Linked DNA regions of Homo sapiens: region 1 is linked to region 2. Evidence: read pairs that join two places in POLR2A ChIA-PET (ENCODE). Cell type or tissue: IMR-90. All regions are shown on one strand.

Evidence for each region. ChIA-PET counts read pairs that join two places held together with the same protein. Peaks named below come from ENCODE experiments on the same cell type or tissue, not always from the same donor. Only the 100,000 strongest peaks of a DNase experiment are listed, where the experiment ranks them.
Region 1: POLR2A ChIA-PET joins it to region 2 with 5 read pairs; 1 of 35 experiments calls an interaction of 5 or more read pairs at or near these places.

What each region holds. Positions count from the first base shown.
Region 1 is chr15:81,416,713-81,421,712 of GRCh38, forward strand. The region is part of intron 6 of TMC3-AS1 (TMC3 antisense RNA 1); the gene reads left to right. Among named protein-coding and RNA genes, the nearest start is that of TMC3, 45 kb to the left of the region's middle. In IMR-90, no CTCF peak of the experiment used is centred here; a DNase peak (open chromatin) is centred at 2,789.
Region 2 is chr15:80,786,257-80,791,256 of GRCh38, forward strand. The region is part of intron 1 of CEMIP (cell migration inducing hyaluronidase 1); the gene reads left to right. Among named protein-coding and RNA genes, the nearest start is that of CEMIP, 9.4 kb to the left of the region's middle. In IMR-90, a CTCF peak has its summit at 1,147 (motif pointing left); DNase peaks (open chromatin) are centred at 2,465 and 3,195; H3K27ac peaks cover 2,161 bases.

The sequences.
Region 1 (5,000 bases), 630 kb after region 2:
AAAATCATTTAAGATAAGTAAAGCCAAGTAATTGATAACACAAAAAGGCAGAGGGTCTAAACACATCTGTTAAAAGGCAGAAAGTGTGCTAGAAGATGAAAAGGAAACCAACTTTACCTACATGCTGACTATGAGAAACTAAAAACACAAGAACACGACAGTGACAGCAATGTCAAAAGTAAAAGGTGAAAAAAGGTACAGCAGGCAAATACTAATCAAAAGCTGATATCTTTATATTAGTGTCGAACAAAGTGGTTTTTGAGACAAAACACCAAGTGTATGAAATTACTCAAGAATGGTAAAAGTTTCAGTTCATCAGAGAAAGTTAATACTAAACACAACCACCTAAATTTGCATCAAAATATATAAAACACAGCTGAGTGTGGTGGTACACACCTGTGGTCCCAGCTACTTGGGAGGCTGAGGCAGGAGGATCGCTTGGGCCTTGGAGGCAGAGGTTGCAGTGAGTTGAGATGGCGCCACTGCACTCCAGTCTAGATGACAGAGAAAGACCCTGTCTCAAATATATATATATATACACACACACTCACACATATATTTACACATATATATACACACACACATATATATAACAAATGTTAAACTAATTACAAGGAAAATGTGACAAATTCATTATATTAGGAAATTTCACTACCCATCTCAGTAATTTTAGGCTGAGCAGACATACAGCCCCCCACTTACATATACATACACACCTATCACACAGATTGGAAAATTTGAAAACACAATTAATAAGCTAGATTTAATAGCTATATATGGAACCAGCACATAACGATCAAAGCATACATTCTTCCTCAAATACACATGGAGCAGGTCCAAAATTTGGGTAAGTCTAAGACATAAAGCAATCTTCAACACATTTCAAATAATTAAGAATAATTATTTTTCATACAGGACACATTATGTTTCCACAGTGCAATTAATCTTGGAAGCAACAACATAATGTTAATGAAAAATGTACCATGTGCTTAGGCATTTAAAAACTCATGGCTGGACACAGTGGCTCACCCCTATAATCCCAGCACTTTGAGAGGCCAAGGTGGGTGGATCACTTTAGGCCAGGAGTTCGAGACCAGCCTGGCCAACATGGTGAATCCCCGTCTCTAAAAAAAAAAATGCAGAAATTAGTCAGGCTTGGTGGCACACCCTTGTAATCTCAGCTACTGGGGAGGCTGAGGTGGGAGGATGGCTTGAAGCTGGGAGGTGGAGATTGCAGTGAGCCGAGATCGCACCACTGCACTCCAGCCTGGGCGGCAGAGCGACTCCAGCTCCAAAAAAAAAAAAAAAACCACAACAACAAAAACACTCAAACACTCATGAATCAAATACCAAAAATATGGAAATGTATATGCATGTTAGCATTGAATGCTAATAGAACCACTATGCAATATAATATGATTTTGTGATTATTTAGTCCATAAGATAATGAAGGAAGAAAAACAACAGATTTGGTAAAATTTGGACAACTCTTATGGACATGTCCTCAAAGTCTTGAGTACTGCTGACTGAGTAGATTTTATCATGAATTGATACCACCATGGCAAGGTTTTTACTTCAATACAGCACCTCTAATTTCAGCATCTCTCACTTCATGTTATGGGCTGAATTACGTCCCCATCAAATTCAAATGTGGAAGTCTTAAGCCCCAATATCTCAGAATGTAACAGTACTTAGAGACAGGCCATTAAAAAGGTAATGAAGGTAAGTTGAGGCTGCTACTGTGGACCTTGGTCCAGTCTGCCTGGGGTCCTTGTAAGAAGAAGAGATTAGAACACATATGACCCAGAGACCTAGAAGTGACTGTGTGAGGACACAGTGGGAGGAAAACCATCTGCAAGCCGCAAAGAGGGGCCTCCGAAGAAGCCAACCCAGTCAGCACCTCAAGCCTGGACTTCCAGTCTTCAGAAGTGTGAGAAAATAAATCTGTCATTTAAGCCGCCGGTCTGGGATTTTGTTATGGCAGCCCTAACAAACGACCACACTTCACATGCAGGAAAATTCATGTTTACTTACTGATATGGACTAAATTTTGTCGCCTGCTCCCGTGCTCAGAAATTCATATCTTGAAGCCCTAACCCACAATATGACTGTATTTGGAGTCAGGATGTTTACAGGAGATGATTAAAATTAAATAGGTCATAAGAGTAGGGCACCAATCCAATAAGACTGATGTCCTTATAAGAAGAGGATGAGAAACCAAATCAGTCTCTCTCTCTCTCTCTCTCTTTCTCTCTCCCTGTGCATACAAAGAGGAAAGGTCCTGTGAGGGTACAGTGAGAAGATGGCCATCTACCAGCCAGGAGGAAAGGCCTAACAAGAAACCAACTCTGCTGGCACCTTGATCGTGAACTCCCGCCCTCTAGAACTGTGAGAAAATAAACGTCTGTTTAAGCCACCTGGTCTGTGGTATTTTGTTATGGAAGCCCGAGCAGACCAATATGCCTACTAAGTAAGTACAAGTTCTAGATATCCAAGTGTTTTCTTTATGTCATCTCCTCGACAAATTAAATATTTCAATGTCCACATTCTCAGAAAGAAAAGGAGTCAGTGTTTTAATGGATCCTGTTTAATCTTTACTTCCCTGTATCCTTATTTCCGTGAATGTGACTTCACAAATGGAGTCATCCTATATCCTACTCCCAAGGCACAATCTGCTAAAAGCAAGAAAAAGGCTTTGCGCTGCTAATTCACCCTTTTCTGCTCAGCATTTGGCTCTAAACTGTAACCTGAGACCCTGAAATTGCTGAGGCCCTTAACCTCTCCTTACTCCTTTGACTCAGAATGATCTCAGCGGGACAGTTCCTGGAGTTTCCGTTCATGTTTCAGAACATGACGGAGACCAAGAAAATAAAACGTTGATTCCCGATGCCATGTGGCTCAGGGTTTAGACAATGTATTCTGGTCACAGAAAATTGAGACCAAATCTGTTTTCTTGCATCTGTTCCATTGCCCTCTGTGACATTAATTCTCAACAGCAGATTCAACGTGCTGGAACTAACCAATGTTAGAGTGCTTAAGAAGTCAGGTTCAACTGAGCTCGGGTCACTGTGCTAGAACTATGGTTACCAAAACTGAAGTATGTATTTACTCTTCAATTCCTATTTCAGCTGTGAAACTGTGAGTTTTAATTAGAGAGTAAAGAGTTTGTCTCCTTAGCTTCATGTTAGAAAGCAAAATGAAAAAAATTGTCTAAAACCCTTAAAAAATAGTCCAAACCTGGGATAATTCTTCTCCGCTATTCATGAAAATATATGACCTATTTTAGGCAGGTAAAACAGAGGCAAAATTAAATTGAGACATTTGAAACCATGGAATAATCTAACAACACGCTTTTTTTAATTCATTCACAAATGACATGTCAAGTTCCTAATATTTATAATGAACTGCTTTAGGCATGAGACAATGAAATAGTGTATAAAGTATTGCAAATAAACTCATATATGTAAAATTGTTTTAAAAATTTTAGTGTTATGGAAATATAGCACTGTTGTATTAAATAATAACCTATTCTATAATCTATTTTTCTTGGCTTTAGAAAGAAACAGCTCTTATATGTTGAAGTTTGCTAGTAACTAATATTCGTAACTATAGTCTAAAACCATATTATGTCACGATAACATGTAAAATCATAATATGTCATATTATATCTTTATACAGGATTTTTGCTGTAGTATTATTTTCTTATTACAAATTTAAAACAGATGTTAGTTTCCATGATACCTGATCAAATATACTATTTTGTGATAACTTCTCTTATTTTATGATAGAGCGATCTTAACTATTATAAAAGCAAATAATATATTGAACTATTGATCCAGTTTCTCAATTAATGGTAATACAGCACCTACTATGTGTCAAGAGTTATGCTAGGCCATCAGTTAGGACAACTATGGCTGCAAAAGGTCACCCAGGATCAAATTGTCCTAAGGAAATTTATTATTTCATACTGGAAGTCCAGAGGAGAAAGAAAGAGGGCACAGCGCTTTTGGTGGCTGAAAGACACCTTCGTGTCTGCACAGACCCAGAAATCTTCATCTCTCTGCCATCTTTAGCATCAGCTTCATCATAAGGCTGCTTTCCCTCATGGTTTCAAAGGGTGTCAGTAGCTCCAGGATTGTCATTTAGTTTAGACAGTGTCCCGAAGCAGGAAAAAGCCTTCTTTTCTCATGTGTCCTTCTAAAAAATGTGGAAAATTTTACCAGAATCTCCTGAGAGACTCTGTCCACCCCTCATCAGTCAGCACTTTGTCTCATGCCCACTCCTGAGCCAATGGAGGATGCTTTTTCCTCTCTTCTCCATGTGTCTCCCTGTGATTGGTGTGGACCCACCAGGACTCTCCCCTGGGGATGCAGGTTGAGGCTCTGTGTTTCTGTCTCATGGAGGAAGAGTGGAAACCAGAATAAAACCAGAGCTCTGAGAGCAAGGACAAAAGTAGCCTCTTACTGGGTCTGCTACAGCCATGCTGAGTTTGGAAAGCACAGTCAATCTGATGGAGGAATAACCAATAGGGAATTGTACACAAAGAGAAGACATGAGAAACTAAATGATAATACCCAATAAGTACCTGTAAATCCTCCTTAGAACCAGAAGGGATATATGTAAGTACATAAATAAAACATTAAATAATAAATCATAATATAGCTTGTCATTTGTAGACAATGCATGTTGTATAGGATCAGAGGAGTAATAGCAGGTAGGTAAACTGTCCAGAGAAAATTTTGTGGAAGAAGTGAAACTTGAAAAAGAGTTGCATTTAGATAATTCTGGAATAAATAGAACCGCTGCTTTTCTGCCTTTTCTTGAGGCTTTGAATGTTCTGGCTTGTCTCAGTACCATGCAATAAGAGCAGATACTGACCCTCTCCTTTTGTTCTTGCAATAAATCAGATCTGCTTTTACTTTGACCTGTTCCTGATATCTTCAGCTCCAGGCTCTTTGGCTCATAAATCCCTAGATTCATTGTTTATAATAAAGACTCCC
Region 2 (5,000 bases):
ACAAAGTCTCACTTTTGTCACCCGGGCTAGAGAGCAGTGGCATGAACACAGTTCCCTGCAGCCCCAACCTCCTAGGCTCAGGTGATCCTCAAGCCCCCCAAGTAGCTGGGACTAATTTTAGCTAATTTTTTGGACTAATTTTAACATTTTTGTAAAGATGAGTTTCATCGTGTTGCTCAGGCTGGTCTCAAACTCCTGAGCCCAAGATATCTGCCCACCACTGCCTCCCAAAGTGCTGGGATTACAGGCTTGAGCCATTGCACCCAGCCTGCTATGTCTTTAATATTCTGGATGTCTTGCTGTGTGTGTGTGTGTGTGTGTGTGTGTGTGTGTGTGTGTCCATCAACAATTTTCAGTGAAAATTGAAAACCAGAATTAAAATTAAAAACGGAAATCTGGAATTACCACATGTGTGATAATCCAACAAAGATGGGGTACATGGAGGACCAGTGAGAAGGGCTGTATATGATAGGTGCAGGAAACTCCAACCTGTAGCTGAGCATGGGAGGGACAAACAAAGTTGTGAGCTTTTTGCAAAAATGGGCTTCTTATTTACAACCTGGTCTGTTAATCTTGTTAAACCTCCCAATATTTTTTATATAAAACCTGGTAAGGAAAAAGAAATCTTATTTTCAGGGTTTAAAATTTGGCAAGGTCTATCCAGGAACTTGCATCCTTTTTCATTGATGTCAAAAAGCCAAATTTGATTGATCGCAAGATGTTTTGAAGGTGGGGCTTGAAAAGAGGAGGCAAGTCAGATAGACAGGAATGGAAGAGCTCTGCTGCAGAGGCGCAGGGTTGCGGGTGGTGGCTCCAATTTTTAGCTGTGGCTTCTGTCTGCCTCCTACAAAGCTCTCCTCAAGGGAGAAAATGATGCCCTGAATGGGATAACACCCGAAGAGAGGCTGCCCCTCACTGATGAGTGGTCCCAGTCCTTAGAAAGGGAACTGAAGAGCCCCTTCTGGGCCTGGAGCCAGCTCTAAAAACATAATCATATGAATTATTGAAGATGGTGAGAGTAAGGCTTGTTCAGTCTAGAGAGTTTAGACAATACCTTCACCTCTGGAAGAACCCTGCTAGGTATGTGAGGAACTCTAGCAGAGGGAAGGGGCCCCCTGGCAGATGGGTTTCCCTCCAGGATGGGCATTTGCAGTTGCCTGGGGCTCCTTCTACTGGCCATACCAAAACACTTGCCCTGGACAGTGTCAAAGAAGGCTGAGTGTTGGTGGGTGATCAGCAGCATCTCTTTCTGGGGGAATCCAGCCCCCTGTCTGGAGGCCTTTGCGTCAGCCCACATCACCATAGCAACTGGAACATACTAAAACAAAGACTGACTCCCAGACCTTGGGATTCAGCCTCTCTCTCTCCTACTTCCTAGATTTTTCCTCAAAGCTGGACTTAGGTTGGATCCTTGGTTGCGCTGATCTCTTAGCACTGGTAGCCACAGATGCCGGTTTCTAAAATCCCATGGAACTGTCTTAGGGGGCTGGCCAGTGGTGAACCTGAGCCATCCACTTGTACACAGTGGCTGCTGCCTGGGCTCTCACCATGTGTGGGCCCTTCTCTCCAGCTTCCAGAGGAGGCAGTGGTATCTGCAGCGAGGAGACAAAAACACTGATGCTCAGAGTTACAGAGATGGTATAGGCTGATGCCCTTGGGTGTCTGTCTGGCTCTTAGTCCAAAGCATTACTTGTTTGCCTTCTCTATAGGACTCTTGTCATGCCGTGAGGGACTTATTCCCAGCTTGGTCTCCTCAAGCCCCCTAAAGGCTCGCCTCAGGAGTCCTACTGAATCCTGGGTCTCCAGTGCCTCCCAGGCCCCTGTCGGTGTGCAAAGTCATGCTCCTTCTTGTAAAGAACAGTAGGAATGAGCCCCAAAAGGAGTGCATAGAGGAGCTAGTTTGGGTGAACCATTAAAATAAATTTTTTTTAAGGCCGGGTGAGGTGGCTCACACCTGTAATCCCAGCACTTTGAGAGGCTGAGGCAGCCAGATCACTTGAGGTCAGGAGTTTGAAATGAGCCTGGCCAACATGGTGAAATGCTGTCTCTACTAAAAATACAAAAATTAGCCAGGCATGGTGACACATGCCTGTAATCCCAGCTACTCCGGAGGCTGAGGAAGGAGAATTGCTTGAACCCGAGAGGTGGAAGTTGCAGTGAGCTGAGATTGCGCCACTGCACTCCAGCCTGGGCAGCAAGAGTGAAACTCCATCTCAAAAAAAAAAAAAAAGAAAAAAGAAAAAAGAAAAAGAAAAAGAAAAACATTTCTTTTAGAAGAAACCGGTGGTTTATGACAAGCCTATTTCAAAGCTGATTGTGTTACAGGCACTGAGTAATTCACTCTAATGCTAGTTTTCCAAAGGTTTGGGTTCAGGAAAACCTCAAACATAGTGGCTAAGTACTTTTCCTTTCCTTTCCTTTTAAAACCCTGTTTATTTTCAGAGGCGTTTAATCCATATGTTTTAGATCCATTTGCATGTTACTCAGCAAAAGGTTGTTTTGCACTAACGTTGCTGAGCCATGAGTGAGCCTGCTCATCTCTCTTCCGCTCCAACTGGTGCTTGCAGCTGAGCCCCATGCTCACGGCCAGACGACTCTAAAGCTTTATATTAGACACAAGGAAACATAAGCACTAGAGGCAAAAAAAAAAATCAATAATATTGACCCTATCTTTATTTAGAATTTTGATATTTCATTCATCATGAAATTTTTGGTGCTAATTTTGGTTTTTAAAGTGTTGCATTGCACTATTCTTTATATTGATTATTGAGTTTTTTGGTGGCCTCTTCAGTTTTGCACCCAAGGCGAGTGCCTTTCTTATCTCACTCTCATCCTGTCCCTGGTAAACACCCACTTCCAGGGCCCATTCTGTTTGGAAGGTTAGCATCCCAGTTGGTGTGGGTTCTGCTGTGGTCTCCCAGGCAGAGATCAGTACCAGAGACAAGGCAGACAAGCCCTTTGGTGATGCTAAAGGCTCCTCTGAGCCCTGTTGATTTGAATTTGGGGTGTGGGGCTTCCAGAGAAAGTGGAGAAGACAGGAACGTGTGTCCTCTTCAGACTTGGGATCTGACGTTGCTCTCTTCCCTTCTCCCTTACTTCCCTTCCTTTTCGGAGAGGGCAGGAATTGTGGTGCTCCGTAGTAGAATGTTTTGCAAATTCTGCTGGGCTGATGTGTCACTAGTCTGTGACTGCTTAAGAAGCCACAGAGTTCATCAGATTTCTCAATTCAGTTCCTGGTAGTGAGAGAGAAAGCAGTTGGAGGATTTTGGCTTTGGGACTTCCATATGCAGAGATTTCTTCTTGCTTAAATGATTTTTTTTTTAAATAAAAAGGCGTGGTCATCTCAGTGGTGTCTGTTTAGTTGGTAGCTTTGAAGAGGCTTGGAGATTCCTCTGACCACATAATTGTGGGTTATGTGTATGCCTGAACTTTCCAGGTGACTGAGAAACAGCTGAAATCTGTTCTACATTTTAAAATCACAGTGTAATGTTACAAATGGTGACACATTAACATATCCTGGAGTTTTCTGAGAATGACCATGTAGTGAAGTTCATTTTTACTTTAAACATCTCCATATAAAATTTATTTAAATAAAAAGCTATTTTTGACATACAAAAAGATGATACTTCCGTTGAATCTTGTGTAATAAGCATGAACTTGAGCTTCTGCTCTGTTGAGGTTGTTTGAGGACATCACCCCTCTGAGCTCAGGGGGAACGAGGGGCAGAGAGGCAGAGTCACTATTTGAATAGAGCCCTGCTCATGAAGGGCCCTTAGTGGCCATTGTGGGATACGTGGTGCAGAAGTCTGTGGTTTCCCTCAGTGGAGATGGCTTCTCATCTCAGCCACGTCCCAATACAATAAAGAGTCCTTTCTTCATTCAGAGACAGGACCCCTACTTGGCTCAAAGGCAGAGACTTTTCATGTTCTGTTTTACTCCCAAGGGCTAGCACATAGTAGGTGCTCAAATATTTTTTAAATATTCAAATGAATGAGTCCTGCGTCTGAACACCAGCCCCCCAAGCATGTACATTTCTCACTACATTTGATGTTCACTCTTGTGTATTCTGCTCTGGTATTTGAATGAGACTAAAGCCTGACTAAAGTCAATTTCTCAGAGGTCTGTACTCCTGTGGCTTTATGGTTATTTCCATCAGCATCATTAATATTCAGTGCTTATTGGGCAACTAAAACATTCAGACTCACGCAGACAGCATTGCATGCATCATCTTATTTAAACTTCCTGACAACTGTGAACAAGACATTGTCCTGTTTTGCAGATGGAGAAGGTCAGTGAAGCCGCATCACTTATGCAGCTCCAGGTGGGGGTCACTCGGCTCAAGGTGGTGGAGTTGGAACTCAGACCTATGTCACCGTGAGTCCAAAAGCTCTTCATAATAACTAATGTTGCTCAAATCTTGACTTTTGAAAAAACATGTTGAGGGGAATATTAGAATTCACAGTAGATCAGACTCATAGAACAGTATTCATAGAGTTGAATTCGTTGAGAGTAATTGTAACCCGAATGCACTCATCATTGACCCGCCCATTCTTTCTAGATACTTGGGTTTCAGAGATGACTCCGTTGCATTTCCCTGCAATGGAAAAGCTCACAGTTTAGTTGAGGAGACAGACATACATTCAACTACCTACAATCCATGCTGTAACAGAGGCATAAACAAAGCAATATGGAAGCACTACAAAGTGATGGTAAACTACTTTGCTGGGGAAAGAGACAAGGTAACATGGAGGAAGTGATATTTGATTGGGCCTTAAAGAAAAGTACAATTTCTCCCAGGCCAGAGAATGGAGGGTTAAGAAGGAAGGAATATCTTGAACTGAATGCAGAGGATTAAAAAAAAAAAAAGATATTTAGAGAAGAACTAGAAGTTTCCTGTGGCTGGAAATGAGATCATAAAGGTGGGGCAGGGCTGTAGATCCTTAAAAGCTGAGTCAGGGAGTTCAGCTTTTCACCTGAGTGAAGTGTGTGATCAATTGGTG